Regions from separate parts of the Homo sapiens genome. Here regions 1, 2 and 3 are each linked to region 4. A link is a loop called in an ENCODE intact Hi-C map of the cell type or tissue named here. Cell type or tissue: MCF 10A. All regions are shown on one strand. Each heading gives the region's core, and the rest is flanking DNA. Links, peaks and the distances in the headings are about the cores only. Region 1 has its middle 18 kb from the start of SIGLEC14. Region 2 has its middle 5.4 kb from the start of CEACAM18. Region 3 overlaps LOC105372449 (a long non-coding RNA gene). Region 4 holds the start of LOC105372448 (a long non-coding RNA gene).

What was found. Peaks named below come from ENCODE experiments on the same cell type or tissue, not always from the same donor. Only the 100,000 strongest peaks of a DNase experiment are listed, where the experiment ranks them.
Region 1: it touches region 4 in a loop (8-fold over the local background); 38 of 110 quality-filtered maps call a loop at or near these places.
Region 2: it touches region 4 in a loop (26-fold over the local background); 52 of 110 quality-filtered maps call a loop at or near these places.
Region 3: it touches region 4 in a loop (32-fold over the local background); 9 of 110 quality-filtered maps call a loop at or near these places.

Annotation. Positions count from the first base shown.
Region 1 is chr19:51,661,067-51,669,114 of GRCh38, forward strand. No RefSeq gene overlaps it. Among named protein-coding and RNA genes, the nearest start is that of SIGLEC14, 18 kb to the left of the region's middle. In MCF 10A, for the core only: CTCF peaks have their summits at 4,140 and 4,340; no DNase peak of the experiment used is centred there.
Region 2 is chr19:51,469,322-51,476,998 of GRCh38, forward strand. It overlaps the pseudogene SIGLEC26P. Among named protein-coding and RNA genes, the nearest start is that of CEACAM18, 5.4 kb to the right of the region's middle. In MCF 10A, for the core only: a CTCF peak has its summit at 3,779 (motif pointing right); a DNase peak (open chromatin) is centred at 3,800.
Region 3 is chr19:52,234,274-52,242,321 of GRCh38, forward strand. The region is part of intron 1 of LOC105372449 (a long non-coding RNA gene); the gene reads left to right. It also overlaps the pseudogene VN1R99P. Among named protein-coding and RNA genes, the nearest start is that of MIR6801, 16 kb to the left of the region's middle. In MCF 10A, for the core only: a CTCF peak has its summit at 3,678 (motif pointing left); a DNase peak (open chromatin) is centred at 3,698.
Region 4 is chr19:51,780,030-51,788,077 of GRCh38, forward strand. It overlaps LOC105372448 (a long non-coding RNA gene), which reads right to left and starts at 3,580. Exons shown (of 3, transcript XR_936049.2): 1 at 3,391-3,580; 2 at 1,148-1,317. In MCF 10A, for the core only: a CTCF peak has its summit at 3,559; DNase peaks (open chromatin) are centred at 3,552 and 5,152.

The DNA.
Region 1 (8,048 bases), core at 1,776-6,775, 120 kb before region 4:
AGAAAAAAACAATTCCTCTAGCCAAGGGTTTACTCTCTAACTTCATTTCTCACGGTGGATCCCTCTCAAGCAGAGTCCGGGAGCCAATCCACGTCCAATTGTGCCCCCTGCTGGACAAGGTCCACTTGTTCAGAGGAAACTTGCGGAGAGATGGAGAGCTCCAGTTGAGATGCTCCAGCTCCCTCTGCCAACACAGTTTAATAACAAGTAATAAAGTAGAAAAACAATATAGCATAAAAATAATTGAAAAATTATTTTAATTAATAGTATGAAACAAAAGAGATGGTAGATTAGCAGCTTGCTGCTAATAAGGAAATTAAATTTTCTGGTAAAATTATAATAAGCAATGGTAAGAGAACAGAATAAAAATAAAATGAGAAAATCTAGCAGAAATAATTAAGGAGATGATGACGATGAAAAAATAAAATTGAATTAGAGGCGTGAAATATAATACTTGGCACACAGAAAACAAAAGCCAGTGGTTCAGAGTCCAAGTTCAGGAAAATCGCACAGGATGAAAGGGAAAGAATCAAAGAATGAAGTAATGAAAGGGAAGGTTCTCCGAAGGAGTCAGATTATCAGGAGAATTCTTCATTTAACTTCTTGCTAATAACTAGAAAACTCGGGATAAATTGATGATTTTTCAGGAACATGTAAATTACAAAAAAATATTCTCAAGGAGAGACGTATTAAATCAATTGACAATTTTAATATACACAGACAGGATCATATTAAATTATTTCAAGCTATCAACAGACAATTCTGATATAATGTAAACGAAAGAGAAAAATAAAGAGCTTCACAATTGTTTGTACAGAGCGAGCATCACATAACATGAAAACCTAACAAGGTAATACAGAAAAGGAAAAGTATATAGACAAATCTCCCTATGAATATTGACATGGAAATTCCAAATATTTGGAATTTAGCGATAAAAACCTCCAGTAATTTTTTTTAAAATACCAGCTGAATGTGGAGGCACAGCCTACAGTCCCAGCTACTCGGAAGGCTAAGGTCAGAGGATTGCTTGAGCCCAGGAGTTCAAGGCTGCAGTGAGCTATGCTGGGGCCACTGCACTCCAGCCTGGGTGACACAGCGAGACCACATGTCTTTCTGAGGTCTTGGAGGCTAAAACGCACACACACACAAAAACTCATATCTCTTTAAAAATAAATAAACAAACAAATAAATAAGCCATGTTAAAATGGATATTACCTAAGAATAATGAGATGATTGGATATTAGAAAATCTATTAAAATAAATTGTGTATAGATTAAAAGAGACTATGATATCATTTTGTTAGATGTCGAAAGGGCATGTCATAAAATATAGTAACTTTTCCCCCAAAATTCCCTTATATAAGATTATTTGCTTAATCTAAAATTACATATTTATAATCTTAGATTTACATATATTATATTTAATCTTAGATTTATATATATATTATATTTACCTACCTGTCTACCTAATCTACAAAGCCAAAAGCAGTTAAATGCTTCTATGTAAAACATTATGTTGCCCGCCACCCCAGGACGTAGTCCTACGATCACTACTCTTTGGCATCTTCACTCATTCCCAAAGCAATCTCATCCAGTCCAAAGGTTTTAAATACTATCAAACATTGATAAGTCCCAAATATACATCTTCATTCTAGTCTTCAGTTTGCAGCTTTAGATCCATACATTTAATTGCCTGTTTGGATATGTACTCTGCGTCTCAAATTCATCGTGTCCAAACCTTACTCTGGACACCCACTCCAAGCCTGCTCCTCCTACATTCTTCCTCATCTCAGTAAATGTTAACTCCATTTTCCAGCTGCTCAGACCAAGGATCTTGGAGTCTTTTTTATCACTCTTCCTTCTCTTACACCCTGCATCCAGTCAGAAATCCTCTCAGTTCTACATTCAAAATATACCCAGAGGCTGGGCATAGTGGCTCACGCCTGTAATCCCAGCATTTTGGGGAGCCAAAGTGGGCGGATCACTTGAGGCCAGAAGTTCGAGACCAGCCTAGACAACATGGTGAGACATCATCTCAAAAAAAATTATATACATCTATATCTATAATCCAAATATATATATATATATTCAAAACTACTTCTTCTCTTCCTCCTCCTGCTCGTTCTTCTTCTTCCTCTTCTTCTCCTCCTCCTCATTCTTCTTCTTTTTTTTTTGAGATGGAGTCTCACTCTGTCACCCAAGCTGGAATGCAGTAGCATGATCTTGGCTCACTGCAAACTCCGCCTCTCAGGTTCAGCGATTCTCCTGCTTCAGCCTCCCAAGTAGCTGGGATTACAGGCATGTGCCACCACGCCCAGCTAATTTTGTATTTTTAGTAGAGACAGGGTTTCACCATGTTGGCCAAGCTAGTCTTGAACTCCTGACCTTGTGATCCGCCTGCCTTGAACTCCCAAAGTGCTGGGATTGCAAGCATGAGCCACCGCGCCCGGCCTCATTCTTCTTTTCTCCTCCTCCTCCTCCTTCTTCTTGTCCTTCTTCTTCTCCTCTTTCATCATTTCCATCCTCCTCTTCTTCTTTCCTCACCTCTTCCTTTCTTTTTCCTCCTCACCACTTCTTTTCCTTTTCTGATCAATAGAACCCTGAAGCCAACAGGTGGGGCAGAGCAAGACAGATAGCTGCGCAGAGGTCATCTGGAATGGGGAGCTCCAAGCAGATTGAGGAGGGTATCTACCCAGGGATGTCAGAGGGGAGTGTCAGAACCTGCGGAGGGAGGGCACTTACATGTGTTTGCACACAGGGATGGCCCCTTATGGGTGTCAGAGCTTGAACAGGGTGAGTGGAGTCCTTTGCCAGAGGGCACCCCAGTAGTGGGAAGTGGGACCAAGCAGGATGAGGAGCCAGTCATGCTGGAGAGGAGCAGTGGCTGAGATGAGGGACTAGTTACACTCAGGAGACTGACTGAACAAATGAGTAAATATATCATGATTAATGGGAAACGAGTTTCTCATTCTCAGAGAAGGGATTTACACATATGGGAAGGCAGAAAACTACAAAGACCCATGTAGTACTGGATTGCAACTAGAGGTAAAGGAGTGAATTCATAGATTTCAATCTGTTTCATGAATGAAATAACACGTGAATGCAAATGAGAGACCAATTCCAACAAAGTCAGGATCAAGACAATGGCACCCAACTATCACAATGATTATTTAACATTCTAACAGTGGGGTTCTTGGTTGCAAAGGAAACCAATTTGGGTTAACTTAAGCAACAAAAAAGAATTCAGTCATAAGACCTTGGGCAGCTGACAGATTCAATGAAAAGGCTAAAGTACCAAGTTTAGAAAGTGGGTCAGAACCCAAGGAAACAATGAAAGAAGAACTATCTCCAAGTTTCCCTAGGGACAGCCCAGTTCAGTGCCATCAAAATGAGTACTGAGCCCTTCTTTATGTCTTTATAAAGTCTCAGTGTAAGTTTAGTCAGATACCTGCATGCTAGCCACTAGGTTTCCAGGAAAGTATGTATCTAGATTTTAGGTCCTTAGAGGTGGGAAGGAGGACTTCCTATCATGATGGAACCCCCTAATAGAGAAATGTAGTTCAGCTGTGCACTGCAAACAATGCTCCGAGAGTGCTAGCCCAATGCAATTACAAAACAGAACCATATAAATGGTATCAACCCTGGAAAGGATATATCTTTATTATTTGCAATTAGCATGATTATATGTCTGGGAAATTCAAAATTAACTGGGAAAAGGATTACAGGCAACACAGTAACTCATTAAAGTATCAGTTACAAAAGGGTTTTACAATTTATCACTATTGACATTCTGAACTGGATAAGCCTTGGTTGTGGGAGGACAGAAGAGATGTTCAGTGCATTGTAGGATGTTTAGCAGCATCCTTGGCCTCTATTCACTAGATACCAGTAGCACTCCCTCCCCTACCAAGTTGTGACAAATAAAAATGTCTTCAGACCTTGCCAAATGTCCCCTGGGGGGAAGGCAAAATCACCCCCATTTAAATTGGGTTGTGCAATTAATTTATAAGAATCAATAACTTTCTTACGTTAAAAAACTAACCAATTAAAAGTTATAATGAGGCCAGGCAAGGTGACTCATGCATGTAGTCCCAGCACTTTGGGAGGCAGGAGGAGTGTTTGAGCCTGGGAGGCAGAGGTTGCAGTAAGCCAAGATTATGCCACTGCACTCCAGCAGGGGCGACAGAGCAAGACTCTGCCTCAAAAAAAAAATTATAATGAAAAAATCATTCTCGTTCATATTTAAAGCACCTCAAAATCAGATTAAATCCATCTGAAATGGCTTTGTGTATGGTATGAGGTAGGGATCTAACTTTACTTGTTGATTCTTTACAAGATCCTGATTAGTGTATTTATCTTATATCTTGCCAAATCAAATAACTTGATTATTTTTCTAAATTTAATTTTAAGTTCCAGGATACATGTGCAGGACATGCAGGTTTGTTACATAGCTAAACATGTGCCAGGGTGGTTTGCTGCACCTATCAACCCATCACCTAGGTATTAAGCCCTGCATACATTAGCGATTTATCCTGATGCTCTCCCTCGCCTGGCGCCTCCGACAGGCCCCAGTGTGTGTTGTTCCTCTGCCTCTGTCCATATGTTCTCATTGTTCAGTTTCCACTTCTAAGTGAGAACATGTGGTGTTTGGTTTTCTGTTCCTGTGTTAATTTGCTGAGGATAATAGCTTCCAGCACCATCCATGTGTCTGCAAAGGACACAATCTCATTCCTTTGTATGGCTGCATAGTATTCCACGGTGTATATTTACCACATTTTCTTTATCCAGTCTATCATTGATGGGAATTTTGGTTGACTCCATGTCTTTGCTATTGTGATTAGTGCTGCAATGAACATACACATGCATGTATCTTTATAATAGAATGATTTATATTTTTTGGTATATACCCAGTAATGGGATTGCTGGGTCAAATGGTATTTCTGAGAACTTGATTATTAGTTCTAAGGTTTTTCTGTAAATTCTCATGTGTTTTTTTAGGTAGATGTTCATGTTGTCTACAAAAATGACAATCTTATCTTTTCATTTCTCACATTTATACCTTATTTCAACTTTCTCTCTGGCTATCTTTCCTAACACCACAAATGCAATGATAATTGTGGTAATAGTGGGACTCTGCCTCATTTCTAGCTTTAGAGTTTCATCATTATGACCAATGAGTGCCTGAGTATGGCTAGTGTGACCAAGTAACTTAATTTTCAGTGTTGTTTCACTGTAATTAATTTAAACTTAAATGGGCTTGGCAAACCTGGCCCATCTAAAAATAAATAAAATTGAACTTCTATCTCATCTCAGACTATATACAAAAATACATGCCAGGCTTAAACATACAAAAAGAAAAGACATGAAAGAATTTGAAGAAAATGTAGGAAAGAGGCCAGATGTGGGGGCTTATGTCTGTAATCCTAGCAATTTGGGAGCCTAAGGTGGGAGGACTACCTGATCCCAGAATTTCAAAAGCAGCCTGGGCAGATAGGGAGACCCTGTCTCTACACAGAAAAGAAGAGAGAGAGAGAGAAAGAAAGAAAGAAAGAGAAAGAGAGAGAGGGAGGGAGGGAGAAAGAGAGGAAGGAAGGAAGGAGGGAAGGTAGGAAGGGAGGGAGGAAGGATGGAAGGAAGGAAGGGGAAGGGAAGGGAAAGAAAAAGAAAGAGAAAGGAAAGGAAGGAAGGAAGAAAAGGAGGAAAGGAGGGAGGGAAGGAAGGAAGGGAGGGAGGGAGGGAGACGATGTGGCTGTGATGGTAACTTTCTTAGCCAAGAGAAGAAACCCAGAAGCTGTGGAGAAAAAGAGTGGTCATAAATGACTATGTGAATATAAAAAAATTTTGTATGGTAAAATGTACCAAAAACAAAATCAGTGCACTAAGGGGTCAGGGATGGTAAATTTTTCAATATATATGGCAGATAAAAGCCAAGATCTATATTCCAGCAAGAACTCTTACAAATTGAATTTGTTTTAAAAAAGACAAACATTCCAATAGAAAACAAGCAAAGAATGTGATTAGAGAATTCACAGAAAAGCAAATCCAAAAGGCTAAACATGAAACAACTGCTCAAATTAACCAGCGGTTTGAAAAGTGCTTATTTGAGTCAAAATAAAATGTCATCTTACACCTATGAACTGGAAAAATTATAACACCCTTAAGCTGGCATGGATCTGAGGAAATGTGAGCACCTTTAAGTTGGCATGGGGGTGACGAAAAGAGTACCCTTACATGTAGAAGCAATTTTGGATCATCCATTAGCAATACTCCCACACATTCACTTTATCTCAAAATCCACCTCCTAAGAATCTACCCTATTGAAACAAAAGCAGCACTACAGAAGGTAAATATACAAGTAGGTTAATTGTTGCATTATTCGTGGCAGCAAAACTGGAAATAACGTTAATGCCCATCAATCTGATAATGGCTGAGTAACTTTGGTTTGCCAACACCACTGAGTACAGGACAAATGTTTAAAAATCACAACAAATTGAACAAAGAAGCAGCTAGGTAAAATCAATTTCCCTTAAGCCAGATATGAAAGAGATTTGCAAAAAATGTAAAGCAATGTCAGTCTTTACATTGATTTTCATTTTTGAAAATGTAGGCATTTTTCTTTAAATATATTAATTGTGTTAACAATTAACATATAACATGCATTGGGGCCGGATGTGGTGGCTCACGCCTATAATCCCAGCACTTTGGGAGACTGAGATGAGCAGATCGCTTGAGCTCAGGAGTTGGAGACTGGCCTGGGCACATGGTGAAACTCCATCTCCACGAAAAATTTAAAAACTAGCCAGGTGTGGTGGCACACACCTGTAGTCCCAGCTACTAGGGAGTCTGAGGTAGGAGAATCGCTTGAGCCCAGGATGTGGAGGCTGCAATGAGCCGAGATCTCGCCACTGTACTCCAGCCTAGGCGACAGGGTGAGACTCTGTCTCAAAAGAAAAGGTCGGGGAGGGGTTTATCATTGTTATTTAAAATAAATATATAAATATTTTGAAAATAATTCTCATTGAATGAAGATTATAAGGGAACTATAAATGTAACTAGAAAAATATTAGACAATTCAATAGAAAAATTCACTAATGATCTGAGTTTATACCTTAGTCCATTCAGGCTGCTGTTAAGAAAGTAGCACAAATAAACAAAATACCACTTCGAAACAAGAGAAATTTATTTCTCACTATTCTGGAGGCTGGGAAGTCCAAGATCAAGTCACTGGCAGATTAGGTGTCTGGTAAGGGCCCACTTCCTGGTTTGTAGAAATGAGGACTTCTGGCTGTGTCCTCACATGTTGAAGGGGAACTCTGGGGCCTTTTTCTTAAAGGTCCCAGTCCCATTCATGAGGGCTTTACTCTCATTGCTTCATCACCTCTGAAATGCCTCATCTCCTAATATTATCACATTGTGATTCAATTTCAACATATGAGTAGAGAGGGACACACACATTAATAGCAGCAAACTTCACAAAAAGAAAATCCGAATGACCACGAATTATATAAAAGGATTCTGAATAATTTATTATTTTTAAAACATATGGTGAAATTAGCAGTATTGCACCAATATTCATCTCCCGGTTTTGAACATTATGCTGTGGTTATATAAGAGAGTAACTTTAGGGAAGTTCAGTGAAGGGTTTGCAGGAATTTGCTGTACCATTTTTACAACTTTTCAAAACACTAAAATTAGCTCGGCATAAACAGTTAAAAATGTGGAGGAGTCAAATTTTAACATTTTACATTAGAGTATGGGAACAATGATTTCTCAGTACTTTTAGCTGTTACCTTTTTCTCTGTTCACCTTACTGCGCAGTTCTGGTACTAAATAGATGCTCACTTTGCCAGCAAAAGGTCCTAGTGTTGGCTGGGTGCGGTGGCTCACACCTGTGATCCCAGCACTTTGGGAGGCTGAGGCAGGCAGATCACGAGGTCAGGAGTTTGAGACCAGCCTGGCCAATATGGTGAAACCCTGTCTCTACTAAAAATACAAAAATTAGCCAGGCGTGGTGGCGTGTGCCTGTAGTCCCAGCTACACAGGAGGCTG
Region 2 (7,677 bases), core at 1,511-6,510, 310 kb before region 4:
CTTAGGCAGAGGGTTCCTGGACTCCCTGTGTAATGAGAGAAGGGGAAGGGATTGGAGGGGAAGGTTTGAGGGCCCATTGGAGGCTGAGGAGAAGCAGGAGGACTTGGCGGTTCACAGAAGAAAAACCTCAGACCTACACGTGGTCAGAGCTCATCCCCTCTGCACAGAGCAGAGGGAGACTCCAGAGACCTCCCCAGAGGGGAGCAAATAAGGAGCAGAGATCTTATATTTCCTCTCATCTGAGAGCTTCCCTCCACCACCAGAGCCTGGACTAGGATCTCTGGGGACATCTGAGGCATGGGACACTCATGAGGGTCTAAGGTTCTCCCACCCTGAGGTGCTTTTTTGTGCACCACCGTTTATACCTGGGAACATGTCACTCCTGGTCTGGTCCCAGAGAGTCACAACCTCATCTAGAGTCATGAGGAAGTCAGTCCTGCAGGATGGAGGATTCTGTAGGTTCTGTGGGAGTGTCTGGGACAGTGAAAAGAAGAAGGGTCCTGGGTGCAGTGTGGGTGGTAGCCATTCACTCATTCATACATTCATTCATTCACCAAACACACAGTGAGCATCTGTGTGTCAGTGGGGCTGGAGAAAAGATGCCAGGGACCTGGTCCCCACCCTTGAGATGGCCCCCACCCATAGCCTCATGTCCTCACCATACACACACACACACACACACACACACACACTGGCTTTAGAGCTGTGGACACTGGTGAATTTGCCGTATGTCATGGTAGAATTCTAGGTGGTTTTTTTTGAGACTGAGTCTCGCTCTGTCGCTCATGCTGGAGTGCAGTGGTGCAATCTTAGCTCACTGCAACCTCTGCCTCCTGGGTTCAAGTGATTCTCCTGCCTCAGCCTCCTGAGTAGCTCCTGAGTAGCTGGGATTACAGGTGTCTGCCACCACACCCAGCTAATTTTTGTATTTTTTTTTAAGTAGAAATGGGGTTTCACCATGTTGGTCAGGCTCGTCTCGAACTCCTGACCTCATGATCCACCTGCCTCGGCCTACCAAAGTGCTGGGACCACAGGCATGAGCCACCACGCCCGGCCAATACTAGGTATTTTAAAAAAACTTGAGTACTGAATTTTTTTCCCTGACAACTGGTATGCTGATTTACAAAATTTGAATGACATCTTCAGAATAAGAACCATGCAGGATCTTCTTGTAAACCAAAAGGAAGGACACATATTCTATGGACTGCAGTGCAGAAGAAACTTCTTTTCCATGGATGTTGCCATTCTGTGTAGTGTGGACAGAAGTGATTTATTTGAGGTCCTCTTCATAGAGATTAGCATTTCCTTTCATGTAAAAATATGCTGCTCACAGTTAAATGAGGCTCATAAGACATAATATTTTCAGACAACATGAGTATACAGACAAAATTAAAATTTTAGGTTCCATTTTTCATGTTTATGGCTATTTGTATTTTTCTTTTCTTTTTTCTTTACTTTTTTTTTTTTTTTTTTTTTTGAGATGAAGTTTTGCTCTTGTTGCCCAGGCTGGAGTGCAATGGCACGATCTCGGCTCACCACAACCTCTGCATCCCAGGTTCAAGCAATTCTCCTGCCTCAGCCTCCTGAGTAGCTGGGATTACAAGCATGCGCCACCATGCCTGGCTAATTTTGTATTTTTAGTAGAGACAGGGTTTCTCCATGTTGGTCAGGCTGGTCTCGAACTCCCGACCTCAGGTGATCCGCCCACCTCGTCCTCCCAAAGTGCTAGGACTACAGGTGTGAGCCACCGCGTCCGGTCTCTATTTTTCTTTCATGAGTTGCTTGTTTGGGCATTGACATGCATTTATAATTGTCTTGTTGGAATTTAGTTTTTCTGGTGTTTCCTAATCCTCTTCCTCCCTCTTGTCTATGAAGAGTCTCAGACAATGTGGTCATGCTGTTCTCTTATCTGAGGATTTGGAAATTTGCCTCGCTAAATCATATGACACATATCTGACTATACCCGGGTGTGACCTTCCTGACAGTCACACAGTTAAATGTCCTGGCCAATACCTTTAAGTTTCAAAATAAATAAATAAATAAAAATCAAAATAAAAAACTTAATGGATAAAAAGCAATTTTAGGTTCAGCTACGTGATTTTCCATCTCACTCTGTATCGTATGCATCCAACGAACTCTTGAAATCTAGGACATAATACTATTTGGCACCATATATTAGTAAAATATTTATTACAGTATTATCTAGATAAATGCTCATTTGTCCTTATTAACATGGAGAGCTATTTGTATCTTCACTTACTATATAAATAATTGAGGTTTTAATAAGTAATATAATACCTTGTTGTAAGTTATTTTAAAGTTAAGAATATGGCTTGGATTCCTTGGATTCATTCACTCGGTGTAATGCATTTGAGACTCAGCTATGTGATTGGGTATATATATGAATAATTTGTTTTTGTTTTTAAATTGCTGACTCATACTTCATTGTTTTCCACAGATCCCCCATTTTGTATATATTCACTGTTTGACAGATACTCAGAATGTTTCCAGGTTTTGGTGAATATAATATAAAGCTAGTACAAATATTCCCATGCAGATTTCTGTGTGTGGACACTAGTTTTTTTTTCTCTTGCATAAATACCTAGGAGTTGGGTGCTTAGTCACATGTGTAAGTTATAAGAAATCGCAGCTGGGTGCGGTGGCTCACGCCTGTAATCCCAGAACTTTGGGAGGCTGAGGCGGGTGGATCATTTGAGGTCAGGAGTTCAAGACCAGCCTGGCCAACATGGCGAGACCCCATCTCTACTAAAAATACAAAAATTAGCTAGGTGTGGTGGGTGCCTGCTATCCCAGCTACTCAGGAGACTGAGGCAGGTGAATCGCTTGAAACTGGGAGACGGAGGCTGCAGTGAGCCGAGATCGTGCCACTGCACTTCAGCCTGGGCGACACAGTGAGACTCTGTCTAAAAAAAGAAAAAGAAAAAGAAATTGTCAAAGTGTTCTCCAAAGTGTGAGTGCCACTTCATATCCCCACCAGCAAAACATGTGAGTTCTGGTTGCTCTACATTCTCATTAATATTTGGTATTATCAGGAATGTGTAAAATTTATTTTTCTTTTGGTTTGGTTTTGTAGCCATTCTAATAGGTATGTACTGCCACCTCATTCTAGTTCTAATCCACGATTTCATAAGAGCAAATGGCGTTGGGAATGTTTCCATTCATGTGATTATTTGCCATGAGTTTTTCTTCTTTGATGAGGAGGCTGATCAAATCTTTAGTGCTTTTTAAAATCCGTCTTAAAATACACATAACAAAAATTACCATTTTAATCATTTTTCAGTGCACAGGTAAGTGGCATTAAGTACTTTCACACTCTTATGCAATTATCAACCATTGATCTCCAGAAATGTCTTCATCTTGCCAAATTGAAACTCTGTACCCACTGAAAGATAACTCCCTATTCCGTCCTGCTCCCAGCCCACGGCAGCCAACTTTCTACTTTCTGTCTATGAATTTGCCTATTCTAGATACCTCCTATAAGTGGAATCATACAGTATTGGTAACTTTTGTGACTGGCTAATTTCATGTGGCATAGTGTCTCCAAGCTTCATCTAAGTTGCAACACGTGTCAGAATCTCCTTCTTTTTAAGGTATTTCATTGTATGTATATAATATAGAGGCTTTTGACCAGTGTAGCTCATCCTGAATTATCGAGTTGATCCTTAAATCCAATCAGAAGTGTCTTGCTGGGAGAGGAACAGATGGAGATTTGATGTACACAGAAGGCGGCGGTGTCTGGGCAAACCCATCACCTCAAATGCATCTCACCACCAGGGGGAGCCATAGAGTTGTGCGATGCATCCACCCTAATCTTTGTACAACCTCCTGTGGATAGGAGTAAGAAGTGGATAGAGAGGGTGAGAGGCAGGAGCCTCCAGTCAGCTTCCAAAGATGGGAGTGAGATGGAAAATAACAAGAATGACATTAACAATAACAATAACATTACAAATAACATTAAGTTATAACAGCTACCTCTTGTGGCAAAAACCAGAGTAGGGGGCTGTGAGAAACCCACCTTATGTACAGCGCCTCAGAGATCCCAACTTAACATTTTTTGTGATCTCCAAGATAGATAGACAGGAAGGAGTGGCTGTTCATTAGCATTCGCTCTGGCTGTGCCAGGCAGAACTTTGCCCTGGGAGGGACTATGACGTTCTGCTCTCTTAATAAAAAGGTACAAAGCTGGGCTCCAGAAATAGACTGAGGGGCCTCTTGGGTCTGCTCCCCAGGCTGCTTCCTGTCCATAGGTGAGCAGTGGATGCTGCCACTCCTGACTGGAGAGACAGGGTTTCAGAAGAAATTCTCCAAGTTATGGGGGATCCCGGATGGGATGGGTCAGGTCTAGCTCTGGGGTCTGCTTAAGGGAATGAGAGTGAGTCTTTGAAGCTCAAGGCACCCTCCAAACCTGCACTCCTCTCCTAACAGCAGGGTCCTCATGAGGGTGTCGTTGCATGAGACAGTAAGGGTCATGCCATGGGCTCTGAATGAAACCAGTTCTGCCATCTTCATCCTGATTGTTCAGACTAGGCATCACTGACCATGCACAGTCTAGATGGAGGGAGGTACATGTTTCTTCAGGGACATGGCACAATGCTGTGTCTAAAAGGAATGCTTCATGTTGGTGCAGCCAAATGGAGCTGATCGGACGCTCTCTGTGGCTGTGGTTGCTGGTCTCCTCTCAGTATCCACTCTCTCTTTTTCCTTAGTAATAAGGACCTCAGACATGAGAACCCAGCTAAGAAGGATTCTACGTTCTACACTTTCTTCTGTAGTTTTTTCTGAACAGCCCTATGAAGAGGAAACATTTTACATCCCTATTAAAAACAATTTCTTTTTCTTTTTAATTTTTGTGGGTACATAGTAGTTGTAGACCCTAAGATTCTTTTAAATTTATTTAAATTTTTTATTTCTTAACCTTTATTTTAGGTTCGGGGTACACGTGCAGATTTGTTATATAGGTAAACTTGTGTCATGGAAGTTTTTTGTACAGATTATTTCATTACCCAGGTACTATGCCTAGTACCCAATAGCTATTTTTTCTGCTCCTCTCCCTCCTCTTACTGTCCACCCTCAAGGAGGCCCCAGTGTCTGATGTTCCCCTCTATGTGTCCAAGTGTTCTCCTCTTTTAACTGCCACTTATAAGTGAGAACATGCGGCATTGGTTTTCTGTTTCTGTGTTAATTTTCTAAGGTAATGTCCCCATTTTACAGGTGTAGAAAGCAAAGCTTAGCGGAGATAGGAAACTTAACTGAGATCACGTGGCAGGTAAGTGGCAGCATTAGGTTCAAACCAGACAGTGTGACCAGGAATCCCCCCTCTTAACCATGGTCTTTCCTCAAACAGCCTGTACAGCCTTTGACCCAGCAGTCCTCAGTAATTTGGGGGCAGTGCACAAGACCATCCTCACTTCTAACTCCAGCTTCACACTCAGGGGTCCCCTGATCACCTTCAGTTTCGACAGTTCACAAGTAGGACTCACAGAACTCACTGAAAGCTCTTATTCTCATGTTATGTCTCATTACAGCAAAAGGATACAGATTAAAGTCAGCCAAGGGGAGAAGAGCATGGGGCAGGGTCCAGTGAATTCCAAATGTGTAGTTTCCAGTTGTCCCCTCCCAGTACAATCACAGACAGCAGTAATTCCTCCTTACATGACGTGTGACAACATGCATAGAGTGTCACCAACCAGGGACACTCACCTAAGCCTTGATGCCCAGGGTTTTTATTGTGGCTTTGCCATGTAGATATGGATGGCTGTTCACATGGCTGATCTTAGCTTCAGCTGCTCTAGAGATAGAGCTGACAACAGTGACCCAAAGTCCCTACCATTAGTCATATTATTAGACTATTTGGTGGTCATATTATTAGACGAATATAACTATTTAGTCATATTATTATGAATATTAGTCATATTATTGGGCAAGGCACTAAGGTAAATAAAGACATTCCTATCAGGTGAGATATTCCAGGGGCTTAGAGTTCCCTCCCAGTAGCTGAGAGCAAAGTCCAGACCTCTATTTAAGTAGGGTTGAGTTCTTTCCTGTGCAAGTTCACCTCTGGGATTAATCACGGATCTACAAATGGGACTAGGCAAAAGCTGTTCATGCTGCTGTGTACAAAAAAAAGTGGGCCAGGCATGGTGGCTCACGCCTGTAATCCCAGCACTTTGGGAGGCCAAGGTGGGTGGATCACGAGGTCAGAGATTGAGACCATTCTGAACAACATGGGGAAACCCCATCTCTACTAAAACACAAAGAATTAGCCAGGCGTGGTGGTGTGTGCCTGTAGTCCCAGCTACTTGGGAGGGTGAGACAGGGGAATCGCTTGAACCTGGGAGGTGGAGGTTGAGTGAGCCGAGATTGTGCCACTGCACTCCAGCCTGGCGACAGAGGAAGACTCTATCTCAAAAAAAAAAAAAAAAAAAAAAAGAACTCTAATATAAACTGTGGGCTTTGGGTGCTAATATTGCGTCAACGTGAGCTCATCAAATGCAATGAATGTACCACTGTGGTGGGGCTGTTGATAATGGGGGTGGCTGTGCATGCGGGAGGGCAGGTGATATATGAAAAACCTCTGTACCTTCCTCTGAATTTTGCTGTAAACCTAAAACTGCTCTAAAATATCGTGTTTTTTAATTGAAAGAACCCGGCCTGGCCCAGTGGCTCATGCCTGTAATCCCAACACTTGGGATGCCAAGGGGGATGGATCACTTGAACCCAGGAGTTGAAGACCAGCCTGGCCAACATGGCAAAATCCCGTCTCTACTAAAAATACAAAAAATATTAGCCCGATGTGATGGCACATGCCTGTAATCCCAGCTACTCTGGAGGCTGAGGCATGAGAATCACTTGAACTCAGGAGGCAGAGGTTGCAGTGAGCCTGGATCACACTACTGACCTCCAGCCTGGAGGACAGAGTGAGACTCTGTCTGGAAAAAAAAAAACAAAACTTAAAGGACATAAATGATTGCAAATAGAGGATTGGTTGAATAACTCAACCCATATCCAATCCAGTGGAATACTACACAGCCATGAATAATGAACAGTGATGGTGCAAAGCCATGCTTCTCCCATGAGAGTCCAGGACCTGAGGCAGAATGTGGGGAGTGCTTCAAGGGAGCTAAAGCCAGAAGATCCACTTTGTATATATTTCAGAGGCACCATTTACACGGTAATACTGGGGCAGGCCAATTAACTAACATCAGTGGTAACGAATGCGTTATTTTCCTATTAAAACTAACATGGAGGTGTCTGGCTGTAGGCTGCAAATATTCATATGGGTTTTCAGGGCACAGAAGACTTCAAAGATATTTTCTAAACCAGTAGACATCCAGAGGTGCATATTCACCTTACTCTGACAAAACTTGGGTTTAACATTTGAAAAGCCCTAATAAAAACAAAAATTTAATGATATAATTCTGCTCTAATAAAAGAGATTCATATGTGCATGCGTATGCCAGCTATAACATACCCAAACTGAAAAGACACATAGAAAACAGCTGGTTGTATCTCTGGGTGGTTTTAAAAAACGGTATTCTTTAAATGACAATAAATAATTTTATATTTATTTTACATACTTATATAGTTATACATATAAAATATATGTATAAATATGTAAATGTTAATAATATTACATAAATATGTAAGTATGTAAAT
Region 3 (8,048 bases), core at 1,678-6,677, 450 kb after region 4:
AGACTAACTTAACCATTAAGAACACAGAAAGTGAAGAACTAGAAAAAGATATTCTATGCAAATAGAAACCAAAACAGAGTAGAGGTTGAATAAACATTAAGGAAAAACTATAATAGTACAAAAATTGTCATTATACAATGATAAAGAGGTGAATTCATCCAGAGGATATAAGAATTGTAAATGTAGATATGTGCACCATCAGAGAACCTTAATATATAAAGCAAATATTAATCTGAAGGGAGAGACAGATTGCAATACAATACTAGTAGGGAGCTTAAATATCTTACTTTCCATAGTGGACAGATCATTCAGACAGAAAATCAATAAGGAATCGTTGGATGCAAACTGCACTTTAGACCAAATGTACCCTAACAGACATACACAGAACATTCCATGAAACAGTAGTAGAGTATCATTCTTCTCAGGCATATGGAACATTCTCCGGACAGATCATATAGATAAGACAAAGCAAATCTTATCAAATTTAATTGAAATTATATCAAGTATTAGTTCCTACTACAATGGGACAAAATTAGAAATCAATAACGGGGAATTTCAAGATGGAGGGATATGGGAAAATTAAACCACATGCTCCCAAACAATGGGTCAAAAAAGAAATCACAAGAGAGATTTTAAAGTATCTTGAGACAAACAGAAATAGAAACACAACATACTAAATCTTGTGGAAAGCAGCAAGAGCAGTTCTAAGGGGGAAGATCAGAGCAATAAATGCCTACAACAACAACAAAGGTCTCTGAAACCTAACATTACACCCTAAGGAACTAGAAAAAGACAAGCAAACTAAACTCAAAGTCAGTAAAAAGAAGGAAGTAATAAAGATCCAGTGTAATCAGAAAAAAATGAGAGAGCAGAAAAACACAATTGAGAAGATCCTTGAAACTAAGTTTGCTTTTCTGAAAAGATAAATCACAAACCTTTAGCCAAACAAACCAAGAAAAAAGAAGAGTCAATCAGACATGGAAGATGAGACATTACACTTAATACCACAGAAATACAAAAGGTCATAAGACAACATTATCCACAACTATATGCCCACAAGTTAGACAATCTAAAAGAAGTAGAGAAATTCCTAGAAAGATAAAACCTGCTAAGACTGAATCATGAGGAAATAGAAAGTATCTTTCATTAATGCAGAATTGAGGAAAACAAATTAGGCCAGGTGCCAGTGGCTCACCCCTGTAATCCCACCACCTTGGGAGGCTGAGGCAGGCAGATCACTTGAGGTGAGGAGTTTTGAGACCAACCTGGCCAACATGGCGAAACCGTGTCTTTACTAAAAATACAAAAATTAGCTGGGTGTGGTGGTGCATGCTTGTAATCCCAGCTACTTGAGAGGCTGAGGCACAAGAATCACTTTAACCGGGGAGGTGGAGGTTGCAGTGAGCCTAGATCGCACCACTGTACTTCAGCTTGGGCAACAGAGGGAGACTTTTATCTCAAATAAATAAAATTAAGAAAAACGAAAACGAATTAAAAATCTGAACTGACCAAGAATGAGAAACGAGATTCAATCAGTAATAAAACACTTGCATCAAAGTAAAGCCCAGGACATGATGTGTTCTTTGCAGCATTCTACCAAACATTAAGAAAAGAGTAATGCCAATCATTCTCAAATTCCTTCAAAATATTTAAGAGTAGAAAACATTTCCATTCTCTTTTTTGAGGCCAGCATTACCCTGATGCCAAAGCTACACACAAGGATAATACAAGAAAAAGCTACAGGTCAACATTCCCTATGAACTTAGATACAAAAATCCTCAACAGAATACTAGCAAAAAAAAAAAAAAAAAATTGGCCTGCACGGTGGCTTCATGCCTGTAATCCCAGCATTTTGGGAGGCTGAAGTGGGTGGATTACCTGAAGTCAGGAGTTCGAGACCAGCCTGGCCAACATGGTGAAACCGTGTCTCTACTAAAAATACAAAAATTAGCTGGGCATGGTGGCAGGTGCCTGTATTCCCAGCTACTCAGGAGGCTGAGGCAGGAGAATCACTTGAACCCAGGAGGTGAAGCCTGGGTGGCAGAGTGAGACTCCATCTCAAAAAAAAAAAAAAAAGCAACACATTAAAGGATTATTTACCATAATGAAGTGGTAGGTTATCCCTGGATGAAGGATGGGTCAACCTATGCAAATCGGTGAATGTGATGCACCACATACAAAGAATGAAAACATAATCCATATGAGCATCTCAACAGATTCACTGAATGCATTGGACAAAATTCAACATTCTTCCATGATAAAAACTCTCATCAAATTAGGTATAGAAGGAATGTACCTCAGCACAACAAACGCCACATATGACCAACCCACAGCTAATACTATGCCCAAAGATGAACAGTTGAAAGCCTTGCCTCTATGATCAGGAACAAGACAAGGAAGCACACTCTCACCACTTATATTTAACATAGTGGTGAACGTTCTTGCCAGAGCAATCAGGCAAGAAAAAGTAATATAAAGCATTCAAATAAAAAAGAAAAGTGAAATTATGCTTGTTTAGTAATGATCTTATACACAGAAAACTCAAGACTAAACAAAAATACTGTTAGAAATAATGTGATAATAAATGAACTTTAAAAAGTTTGAAGATAAGAAATTGGTGAGCAAAATTAGTTGCATTTTTATATACTAACAATTAACTCTCTGCAAAAGAAATCAAAACAATCTTTTTTCAATAACCAGCAAAACAATAAAATACATAGAAGTGATTTTGTCTGAAGAGGTGAATAACCTGTAAACAGAAAATTATAAAATGTTGATAAAACACTGAAGAATATACAAAAAAAATGAAAAGATATGTCGTGGTTGGGAATTGGAAGCATTAATAGTGTTAAAATGTCCGTACTAACCAAAGCAATCTGCAGATTCAGTGCAACCCCTATCAAAATTCTAATGGCATTATTCACAGTAATAGAAAAAACAATCTTGAAATTCATATGAAACCCAAAACCCCCCAAATTTTCCAAAGTAATCTTGGGTAAAGGAAACAAAGCTGGAGGTATAACACTACCTGATTTCAACATCTACTATGAAGCTATACTAATCAAAACATATGACACTGGCATGAAAACAGACAGATGGACCAATGGGATGGAATAGAGAGCTCAGCAATAAGCCCATGCATTCATGGTCAGCTGACTTCAACAATAGTGCCAAGAACACATGATGTGGAAGGATGCATTTGGATATCTACATAGAAAAACAATAAAATTGGGGTTTTCTAATCCGATTTTTATTCAAATATTGCCTCAAAATGCGTTAACAACTTAAACATAAGGTCTGAAACTATAAAACTACTAGAATAATTCATAGGAGAAGAGCTACATCATATTTGTCCAAGCAATGATTTTTGGATATGACCCCAAAAGCACAGTCAATGAAAGCAAAAATAGACAATTGGGATTATATCCAAAACTTCTGTACAGCAAAAAGTTGGGGTGCTGGTGGTGAAGAAATTTTGATTAATTAGTACAACGATATGGTTAGAATGAATAAGCTCTACTGTTAGCACAGTAGAGATTATTGTTAACAATAATTTATTGTACATTTCAAAATAGCTAAGAGACGATCTAAAATGTTCTCAACGCAAAGAAATGATAAGCATTTAATGTGATGGGTATCCTAAATTCCCTGATTAGTTCATTTTTTGCTTCAGTAAATGGGATCTTGCTCTGCCACCCAGTGGCGATCATGGCTCACTGCAGCCTTGAACTCGGCTCAAGGGATTTTTTCCACCTCAGCCTCCTGAAGTGCTCAGATTACAGGCATAAGCCACTTTGCTCAGCCAAAAGGGGCCAAAGGGTGGATCACTGAAAGGTGTTATGTGAAAAATTTTGTGCTGCTACCCAAATCTAAATGTTGAAGTGCCCCGAATCTCCAGTACCTTAGAATGTGTTTTGAGATAGAACCCTTTAAGGGCGATTAAATTAAAATGAGGGTGTTAGAGTGGGGTCCAATCAATCTGACTGATGTTCTTATAGAAAGGGAAAATATGGACACAGAGAGAGACACCAGAGTGTCGTGCACATAAAGACTTTGAGGACACTTCATAATGGCGACCATCTGCATGCCAAGGAGAAAACAGCAAGCCTGCCTTCACCTCAATCTTGAACTTCCAGTCTCCACAACACTAAGAAAATTAATATCTGTTGTTTGTGCTACCTAGTCAATGGCATTTTGTTATGGCAGCCTGAGCAGATTAACACACAAGGCAAGAATCTGCCTTTTCTTTCTTTCTTTCTTTCTTTTTTTTTTTTTTTGAGACAGACTCTCGCTGTGTCACCCAGGCTGGAGTACAGTGGCACAATCTCGGCTCACTGCAACCTCTGCCTCCTGGGTTCAAGTGATTGTCCTGCGTCAGCCTCCCGAGTAGCTGGGATTACAGGCACCCGCCACCACACCTGGCTATTTGTATTTTTAATAGAGACAGGGCTTTGCCATGTTGCTGAGGCTGGTCTCGAACCCCTGACCTCAAGTGATCCACCTGCCTCAGCCTCCTGAAGTCCTGGGATTACAGGTGTGAGCCAATGCACCCAGCAGAATCTCCCATTTCAATGCTGACACCTCTATGAGTTTCTAATAATCTCTCCTCATGAGTTCCAGGTTGCCAGTCTCTGAGGATGTCAGTTCTTACAGCTTGAGCCTCTCAGAAAGGAGAGGTTTCACAGGGAGGTATAAAGAAAGCAGAATCTGGGCGTACATCTCCCATTATTATTGTTTGCCCATTTTCAGGAATTAAAGGATAACAAAGTCACCAAGGGGTCTTCTCCATTAGAGGGAAACTGCTGAGATGTAGTGTGAAGAGTACTGATTGGTTTTAGACGCAGAACTTCCTGTTGCTGTCTTTGGACAAATCGTTAACTTTTCTAAGTCTGAATCCTCCAGTGATATAGCAGTTGCCAGCATTCCTCGCAGGGATATTGTGAGTCTCACAGGGCATTCTGCACGTGAAAGGAGGTGGTAAATATAAATCACTGCACATGTGTGAGGCTTCATATTATAGTCATAGATGTTTTGGATCTTGCTTCCTGATTTCTGATGCTCACAGAATCTAAAATTACAGGATTTAACCAAAGAGGGCATTTTTCTCAACCTTCTGTAAAATCCCTTTGTTCTTAATTTTCACCACATCAGAAGCAGACTTCTATCTTCTAGCTCTGACATTATTCAGTGCATGGGTCTTAATTTAGAAAAGTAACTGAGTGATGACACAGAGAGGCCAATGGGATTTTTAAAGGAAAGGCAGGGCAGAGCAGGGTGCACAGTTCAGGATTGGCCAGATTGAGGCATTCCTGAGGGCCTTGGGGAAAGGGGCTGTTCCTAGTTGTCTGGTACCTGGCTTTGTGTTGACTTAGGAGAGCAGAATATTGGCTTGGTGTGTGAGAGTTTGACATGGAGAGGGTTGGGGCATGGGCTCTGGGTGGGTAAATTTTAATAGGAAAGGCTGGCTCCAGGAAACCCACTTCTACATCTAAGAATGTGCTAGCCCCAAGATGGGCAGTCTCTACCCAGTCAGGGAAGACACAGTCACAGCACCAAAGAACACAGAAAATAAGGAAATATAATAAATATAATTGGCCCTGTGATGGACAGGTGCCAAACAGACAAATACAGAATCTAAAGAAATGGAATTAAAACAGAGTTTGTCACAAAAAGAAAGAGAAATCCTGGGGATTTTTTTTCAAAACAACTTCACTTCTAGTCTTTTTTTTTTTTTTTTTTTAGATGAAGTCTTGCTCTTGTTCCCCAGGCTGGAGTGCAATGGTGTGATCTCGGTTCACTGCAACCTCCGCCTCCCGGGTTCAAGCGATTCTCCTGCCTCAGCCTCCCGATTACAGGTGCCTGCCACCATGCCCAGCTAATTTTTGTATTTTTAGGAGAGACGGGGTTTCACCACTTTGGCCAGGCTGGTCTTGAACTCCTGACCTCAGGTGATCTGCCCGCCTCGGCCTCCCAAAGTGCTGGGATTACAGGCGTGAGCCACCACACCCAGCCCACTTCTATTTTTTAAATTTCTATTTCTAAACTAGTCTTTGCAATTTCAGTCTCCAGTGAAGTCTCGGGTTGACATTACAGGAAGAGGGGGAGAACCTATAGGGAAGAGAAGGGTCTCAGAGGTGGCTATTTGGATGTAGGACTCATAACTGCCTCTGTTCAAGGTAGGAGAAAATGCTGTAGTGGGTTTCTTCCTCTATTGACTCTCCTCTATCTTAGCAGTGCTTGTGGAAACCCTAGTTTCTTCCTTGGGATTCAGCCAATGAATGTCTTACTAGCTTGAGTTTCAGCGACTCTAGAGTTCATGTAGAAAGCTCTAATACTACATGAATTTAGATATTGTCTGAGGATAAAACTGATTTGCCTTTTTTGCAGGGCAATTTTCAGTTATTCTTTTGTTCCTGGGTTGAAGAAACTGATGCATATGTGTCTTGGAGTTTAACTTTTTTTTTTTTTTGAGACAGAGTCTCACTCTGTTGCCGGGCACAGTGGCTCACCCTGTAATCCCAGCACTTTGGGAGGCTGAGGCAGGCGGATCACGAGGTCAGGAGTTCAAGACCAGCTTGGCCAACATAGTGAAAACCCGTCTCTACTAAAAATACAAAAATTAGCCAGGCATGGTGGCGCATGCCTGTAGTCCCAGCTACTGGGGAGGCTGAGGCAGGAGAATTGCTTGAACCCGGGAGGTGGAGGTTGTGGTGAGATGAGATCGTGCCACTGCACTCCAGCCTGGGCAACAGAGCGAGACTCCATATCAAAACAAACAAACAAACAACAAAAACCATAATCATAAAGATATATTCACAAAAAATTCTTATGGAATATAGGAGCCAAATATGAAATAATTTATGCTGATTTCATTTATATCAAGTAGCAAACAGACAAATGTGATTTAATCTCTTAAATACTGGAATAAATGTAAACCAGTATCTTGACAGCAACACTTCTACAAATAGTTCCAACAGAACGACAGCCTTGAGGATAGTGACTTAGCACAGAGGAACTTCTGGTGAACTGGCAGTATTGTTTCCTCATCCATGTGCTGCATAAAGAGTTATGTTCTTTTGTGAAATTCCAGGGAACTGTGATTTATAACCTATAATAAGTCTTTGACTTAATCAAAATACATATCACTGGAAGCCATTATCCTCAGCAAACTAACACAGGAACAGAAAACCAAACACCACATGTTCTCAGTTATAAATGGGAGCTGAACAATGAGAACACATGGACACAGGGAGAGGAACAACACACACTGGAACCTGTCGAAGAGGTGGAGGGGAGGTAGAGCATCAGGATAAATAGCTAATGCATGCAGGGCTTAATACCTAGGTGATGGGTTGATAGGTGCAACGAACAACCACGGCACACATTTGCCTATGTAACAAACCTGCACATCCAGCACATTTATCCTGGAACTTAAAATTTAATTTTAAAAAAACTATTAAAAAAATAAAAAATAATAATACATATCACCGAAAAGAGTTAAAAGAAGTTCAGGGTGGGGATATTGGTGCTAAGAATGTGTGTGAGCTTCCACTTGTGTCTGTACCAGATAAAATTTATGAAGACGCAGGCACAGGTTAACAGCCACAGCAAGAAACATAAGAGAATAATACCAATGCTATATATGCTGATTCTTTGATTTTTGTCCTGAATACAGAAGAAAACTATCCTATCTTGTTTTGTTTGTAATGTTTCTGCTGCTGTTTGGCAATCACACGCATAGGGTAAAACCATATTTATCAGCATATTCAAGGTCCAGTAGAGGAAAATAGAAAGCTCCATATACTTAGGATAGTTTATGTTAAATTCTATACATCTGGAGTTCCTGGGGCTCATCATGATGGCTTGAAACACTGCAGGCACAGGTGGTGCCAACGGTCACACCCTACCAACTCTGTGAGGATAGCAAATCAGAATCCAAAATCATGAAGGAAATTATTCAATATAAAATCTGACATTGATTTGGTGCTGCATACAGAGGTGTGTCTTGGGGATACCCTTAAACAGAATGCGTAAGAAGTGGCTATAAT
Region 4 (8,048 bases), core at 1,150-6,149:
ACTTGGAAGGGATATAGCATTACTTCTGCCATACTCCATTGGTCAGGGCAGTCACAAGTCCTGGTCCAGATTGAAGAGGAGGGGGAAAAAATCCTCACTTCTCTGTGGAAGGAGTGGGAGGAGTGTGAATTACCTGTACAGACAACATGTGGGATGAGATAAATATGTAACATAGATATCAGTGGAAAATATAGTCTGCCACTGTCTCTAGAGATCATTCTAGATAGTCAAATCACGGTAAACATTTTACCAGTCACGATGGGTATCTAGACTATGGGAATAGGAATGTAATTTCAAGCCCAGTTTTAAGAAAGGGCAAGATTTTAAAAATTTATATAGGTTATGCTGTTGTACATCAAGTACAATTTCTTCCCAGTTGGCACCTCCTATCCCGTTCTTGTTACAGTCAAAAAACCATAAGAGGAAGTAGATACATTCAGAGAAATCTAGTTTCTATCCTTGATCATTCTAACATGTTTCCTGCTTCTACAGTTTCAGTGGCAGGAACAGAAGCTGTTCCTGGGATCAGCAACATGGACTTTGACTTGCCAAGGCCAATCTGGCTACACTCACTGCTGAGTGCCCAATCTGCCCACAGCAGAGATGGACACTGAGTCCCTGATATGGCACCATTCCCTGGGTAATCACCCAGCTCCCCAGTGGCAGGTTGAACACACTGGACCACTTCCCTTGTGGGAGAAGCAGAGCCTCGTTTTTATCGGGATAGATGTTAACTCTGAACATGAATGTGCTTTCTCTGTACATAATGCTTCTGCCAAAACTATCATCTGTGGACTTACAGAATGCCTTGTCCATCATCATGGCATTCCATACAGCATTGGTTTGATTGTGGGATTAAATTCACAGCAAATAAACTGTGGCAATGGGTCCACACTCTGGAATTCACTGGTCCTACCATATTGTCCATTTTGAGTAGCCGGCTTGAAGGAATGGTAGGATGACCTTTTGAAGACTTACCCAAGTACCAGCTAGCAGGCAATACCTTGCAGGGCTGGAGCAATATCCTTTAGGAAGCTATACATACTCTAAATCAGCACTCAGTGTATGGTGCTCTCTCTCCCATAACTAGAATCCAAGGATCCAGGAATGAAGGGGTAGAAATGGGAATTGTATCACTCATTATTACCTTTAGTGATCCACTAGAAAAATTTCTGCTTCCCATCCTCATGACCTTATGCTGTGTTGGCTCAGAGGTCTTGGTTCCAAAGGAAGAAATGTATCCACCCAGCGACACAACAATGTTTCTACTGAACTGGAAGGTACCACTGCCCATCACTACTTTGGGCTCCTCTTGCTCTGAATCAGCAGGCAAAGAAGGGAGTTACTGTATGGATGGGGTGACTGATCCTGGCTACTAAGAAGGAAATTGGTATGCTACTATATTATATAGAGATAATGAAGAACATGTCTGGAATATGACAGACCCATTAGGGCAGCTCTGAGTACCACCTTGTTTTGTTATTAAAGTCCATGTAAAACCACAGCTCTATCAAGCAGGACTGTAATGCCCCAGATCTTTCAGGAATGAAGGTTTGGGTTTCCCCACTAGGCACAGATGATGACCAACTGAGGTACTAGTTGAGGGAAAATGGAAAATGGATTGAGGAGTGAAAGATGGTAGTTATAAATACTACCATGATCGCAGAATCAGTTACAGAAGTGAAGACTATCATTTTAATGAATATTTCTTATTTTGTCATGAACAAATTTGTGTGTTTCAAAAATTTTTGTTTTCTTTCCTCTTTTGTCTCATTATCACATAACATAAAATGTATTAATAATAGGTAATTTTAAATCATGGTGTTTATATTAGAGGAGATCAAAAAGAAGAGAGAAGGCTGGGTGTGGTGGCTCACGCCTATAATCCCAGCACTTTGGGAGGCCAAGGCGGGTAGGTCACTTGAGGTCAGTAGTTTGAGAACAGCCTGGCCAATGTGATAAAACCCCGTCTCCACTAAAAACATAAAAAGTAGCCTGGTGTGGTGCTGTGCACCTATAATCCCAGCTACTTGGGATGCTGAGGCAGGAGAATCCCTTGAACTCAGGATGCGGAGGTTGCAGTGAGGTGACATTGCACCACTGCACTGCAGCCTGGACAAAGAAAAAGAAGAAGAGGAAGAGGAAGAGGAGGAGGAGGAGAAGTATAGGAGGAGGAGGAGGGGAAGGGGAAGAGGAAGACGAAGGAGAAGGAGGAGAAGAAGAAACATCACCCAAGGACTCTGCATCCTCTTCTGGAGAAAGAGTCAGTGCATTTTTGGCTATAAGGAAGATAGGTGTATCATGTTAGGAGGAAGGAGGACTTTGTTCTTACCTTTCTTTGGAAAATAAACATGATTTAAGGAAACGTGTATGGGTGACTGGATGACAAGAATGGACTGTGAGGGTTAGCTTTGTGTGTCAATGCGGCTAGGCTATAGTGTCCTCCTCATCAAAAATTATTATAGATGTTGCAGTGAATTTCTTTTCAGATATGATGAACATTTACTACCAACTGACTTTAAGTAAAGCAGACTAAACTTTATAATATGAATGAGCCTGAAACAAAAAATTGAGAAATTTTAAGAGCAGAACCAAGGTTTCCATGAAGAAGAAGAAACTCTCTGTGGACTGAAGCATCAACTACAGCCTGGGAGTTTCCAGCCTTCCCTTCCTGATGGTCTGCCCTATGGATTTCAGACTTACTGAGCCAGCTTCCAAAGTCTCATAAACCAATAAATCTCATATATATATATAAGTTCTATTTACCTGGTAGAACCCTGACTGATATATGTTTTCAGTGCTTTCCCCCCAGAGAGGTGGGAAAAAAGGTCTACTGCTCTGTAAAAAACCGAACATAATTATTATTGCTTTAAAATTCCTCATTTGATTCTTTATCATCTGACATCCCAGGTACTTACACTAATTATTTTTATTTATCTATGGAAACTCTGTAATTATGAACTGTGTTTTGAAACGCCAATAATATCTACTTAATTTCTCATTGAAATAAGGCTTTATATTTTGCTCTATTTAAAAACTGTCATATTACTTTTATCGCTTCTGTACTTTCTATTAAAAATCACATATTCTGAGAAAAAACAGAGGAATGATAAAACATTAACTAATATAAATGAGTAGGTATTGAGAGGAAGAGATGGAGGTGGTCTCTCTTTTTCTCTCTCTCTCTCTACTGTATCATTAAATTTTTTGTTATTGCCATCAGCATATATATATGTATATATATGTGTATATATGTATATATATGTGTATATATGTATATATGTGTATATATGTGTGTATATATGCATATATGTGTATATATATGTATATATATGTATATAAAATATGTTCTCTAATCTAACTGAAAAAAAAAAACTCTGTAGCACAAACCTCCTTCTGAACGTTACAACCAATCTCTGTTCTCCTTGACAGCAAATACAAGGGCCACTACCACTTCAGTTCTCTACTTCCTCATTTCACATTTTCACAACAACCCATTCTATATGGGTTCCTTTCCTGATTACTGCACCAGGACTACTCTTATTATGGATAACAGTGACATCTGTTGCCATGTTACCGCACTGCAGGTTCAGACATTTGGTGCTTGGCTAAGAATCCAATGGGGGGAAATCTACCATCTCTCAGGTAACAGTGGAATCTTATGCCCCTAAGCATATATGACTCAGTTGACCAGTCCTTTCATCTTTGAATAGATAATGTTCCTGGTGACATCACTCGTGTTTGGTTTCCCTCCCACCTCAGTGACTTCTCTTTCTCAATTTCCTTGATTGGCCCTTTTCTGACTTTTAAATATTGGTGTACCCAAGGGCCCAATTCTAGACCCCCTCACCTATTTGTGTCAATGTAGTCATCCTAGGTAATTTGTCCCTATAACTTGAAATCCCACCTGTCCATTGATGACCCCTCCCAAATCTCCATCATAATCCACAACCTCTTCTCAGAAGAAGTCCTGACTGGTATCTACCTCCCTCCTCTGCATTTCCACTTGAAAATCTAACTGAAGTATTTTATGTGGCATGACCAAAACAGAACTATCAATCTGATTCTTCCCAAGAAACTGATTGCCATGTTTTCCACATCATTTCCAATTTTAGAAAAAGTCACCACCCTCTACCTAATATCTTAAGTACCAAATATGAGTTATTCCTGATTCTTTTACTGTCATCCATCACCAAATCACATTGACTCTATGTCAGAAACATCGATCAAATCTGTGTGTTTCTTTTCTATGCACTGCTATCACGTGACTCCAATCCACCTCCATCTGGATGACTGTAATAGTCTCCTAATTCTTCTTTCTGCTTCCACTCTTGCTTTGTAGCAATCCATCTTTACAAACCTTTTTCATAGTGTAAGCATCATCATGCTCCTCCCCTGATTAACACCCTATAATAGCTGTCTATTGCACTAATAAAACAAACATTTAAAGCCTTTCTCTAGGAAAGCCTCATATTATCTGGTTCTTGCGTATTCTCTCACGTCATGTTTCTTCTCACTTATTATGATGTAACTACACTAGTAGTATTTTTATTTCTCAAACACACCAAGCTTACTCTTGTCTCACAGTCTTTGTACTAACCACTCCTCTGCCTGGAATATTTCTTCTCTTGAACTTCTGAAACCACCTTTGCAAAACTATGACCGAGACAGTGAAAGAGCTCTAATTTAATCAACTCCATCTTGCTTCTAACCTCCGAGCTGTCCTTGTTCATTTCTGGGTGTAGGCTGAACTGACTTTGGGAAAAACTTAGTTTGTAGTTTAAAACAAAGATGATAACAGCCCTTTCCCAAAGCAGACCTCCTTCTTCCCTGGGGACTAGATTGCCTTGTAGAACTAACATTAGCCACAAGATTAGAAATTATGGTTTAGGAGTCATGCAGCTGGAGGCTACAAGATTCTGACCCTCCCTAAACTGCTCCTAAGATCAGTGTTTGAGATATTTTGCAGACTCTACACTTGATGGATCAGCTGGCACCACCCAGATGGATAAACTGGCTCATCTGATCTTGTGGCCTCCACCCAGGAACTGACTCACTGCAAGAAGACAGTTTCAATTCCCTGTGATTTCATCTCTGACCCAACCAATCAACACTCTTGGCTCCCCGGCTTCCCCCCACCCACCAAGTTCTTCTTCAAAACTCTGCTCTCTGAATGGTTGGGGAGGCTGATTTGAGTAATAATGAAACTCCAGTCTCCTGCATAGCTGGCTCTGCGTGACTTACTCTTTCTCTGTTGCAATTTCCCCGCCTTGATAAATTGACTCTGTCTAGGCAGCCGGCAAGGTGAACCCATTGGGTGGTTACACTTCACATTAGCAGTTCATGTAATTCTGATTTCAGCTCACATGTCACCTCCTCAAGATATTGTTTTCTGAGCCTCTAAGATAAAGTAGCCTCTCAGTCACTCTCCATTCTAGTCCATGAAACTGTACTTATTCTCTTGATAACCTTCATTGCTGCCTTCTGTCAATCACAAAATTACCCTTTTCCCTCAATCTTTACAATCACTGATCTGAGTGCCTTTGCATTTCTCACTCTCTGTCTCTTCATCTATTGAAACAGCCTCTGCATTCACCTGCTATTCTGTGAAAGGGGAGTAGATTTCCACCGAATGATGTCTGCGCCAGTTCTGGTAGAGCTTGGTAAGCATGAGTTAGAAATTTGGAAACCACTGGAGAATGAAGAGCAGGGGAATGTCATGATTTGCTATGTTTTTAAAATTTTTATATTGACTCTGAAGCCGAATAGCAACTTTCAAAAGAGTAAATATTTTCCATTTTAATTAAGTCCAATTTATACTTTTTTCTTCTATGGATTGTGCTTTTGGTGTCGTGTCTATGAACTCCCTGCTTAGCCTTAAGTCTTCACTATTTCTTCTATGTTTTCTTCTAAAAAGTTAGTAGTTTTGCATTTAATATTTAAATCTGTAATCCATTTTGGATTAGTTTTTATAAAGGAGGTAAAACTTAGATTGAGGGTTTTTTGTTTGTTTTTATTTATTTATTTTTTTTCGAGACGGAGTTTCGCTCCTGTCGCCCAGGCTGGAGTGCTGTGGCACAACCTCGGCTCACTGCAAGCTCCGCCCTGCCGGGTTCACGCCATTCTCCTGCTTCAGCCTCCCGAGTAGCTGGGACTACAGGCGCCCACCACCACGCCCGGCTAATTTTTTGTATTTTTAGTAGAGACAGGTTTCACCGTGTTAGCCAGGATGGTCTCGATCTCCTGACCTCGTGATCCACCCGCCTCGGCCTCCTAAAGTGCTGGGACTACAGGTGTGAGCCACCGCGCCCTGCCTAGAATCTCTTACATGTTCTCACTCCTAAGTGGGAGTTGAACAATGAGAACACATGGACACAGGGATGGGGAATATCACACACTGGGGTCTGTCGGGGGCTGGGGGGCTAGGGGAGGGATAGCATTAGGAGAAATACCTAATGCAGATGACAGGTTGATGGGTGCAGCAAACCACCATGGCACATGTATACCTATGAAACAAACCTGCACATTCTGCACGTGTACCCCAGAACTTAAAGTAAAAAAGAAAAGAAAAGAAATTATTCTTCAACTTCACATTCTTCTACTCACTCCAAAGAGTCTATTGTACTCCAAAGCGTCTATTAAGTATGCCCTTAACAAGCTCCCCATCCCCAGAGATATGTTCTTCATCTGGATTTTATATTCCACCAGCTGGGTCCTTGCTCTGGGAAGTTCTAGGTCCTGATCTCCTGGAGAGAGTCACTGTCATGTAATTTTCACAGCAGAAGTTAGCCCAAGGGACAGGAGGAGGAGTAAGAGAACTGAAACCAGTTGGGGAACAGGAAACAGAAAGCAGAGCTCCTTCTGATTTTTAATGGCCCTAAGAACACACCAATATACTACTTGTTTTAATAGCAGTGGATTGTTGTGGGCCCATTTAGGAACTAAAGTACCTGACTGTGTTTCTCAACCTCAGTCTTTGTGGGATGCAGAGATTCAACCCTCTCAACCTAAAGGGCCAAGGAATCTGGGTGTCCAGGACCCTTCTCTCTCCAAGGGTCAAGGTAAAGAGAGGAGCAAGTACTGTAATGATGTCAGAGGCACTGGAACCAGAGCAACTCCATGTTGAATAGTAGCTGGGTAAAATTAGGCTGAGACCTACTGGGCTGCATTCCCAGACAGTGAAGGCATTCTAAGTCACAGGATGAGATAGGAGTTCAGCACAAAAAAACAGGTCATAAAGACCTTGCTGATAAAACAGGTTGCAGTAAAGAAGCCGGCCAAAAGCCACCAAAATCAAGATGGCCACGAGAGTGACCTCTGGTCGTCCTCACTGCTACACCCCCACCAGTGCCATGACAGGTTACAGATGCCATGGCAACGTCAGGAAGTTACCCTATATGGTCTAAAAAGGGGAGGAATGAATAATCCACCCCTTGTTTAGCGTATCATCAAGAAATAACCATAAAAATGGCCAACTAGCAGCCCTCAGGGCTACTTTGTCTATGGAATAGCCATGCTTTATTCCTTTACTTTCTTAATAAACTTGTTTTCACTTTATTCTATGGAGTCACGCTGAATTCTTCCTTGTGCGAGATCAAGAACCCTCCCTTGGGGTCTGGATCAGGACCCCTTCCAGTAACAGAAGAATTAGAGGGAAGCAATGAAAGGCAGAATGAAGACGAGAAGGATGGAGACCAAAACCACTGAGAGATTGAAGGGAGGCAGAGAAGTTGACAGGACAGAGCATCCACACCCAGGCACCCCAAGATTAACCCCATAATTTTTGGCTCCAGTGGAAGCTCATTTGTAGGTTTCTAGTGCAAAGAGGTGGTGGGCTTTCTGAAATATTAGGTTCTATCCAAGGGTATCAGAGTGGTATGGAGATAAATGGGAAGCAGAGACAGAAATAAGGTAGTCCACCTAAAAGCATTATTCCCAAGGCTTTGTGTCATTAAGGCTGTTTACAATTTTAAGTAGTTTATAATTTAAAATTACACCTAACAATGGCTTAAACCAAAGACAACATTTATGGTTTATTTGCTTTCCAA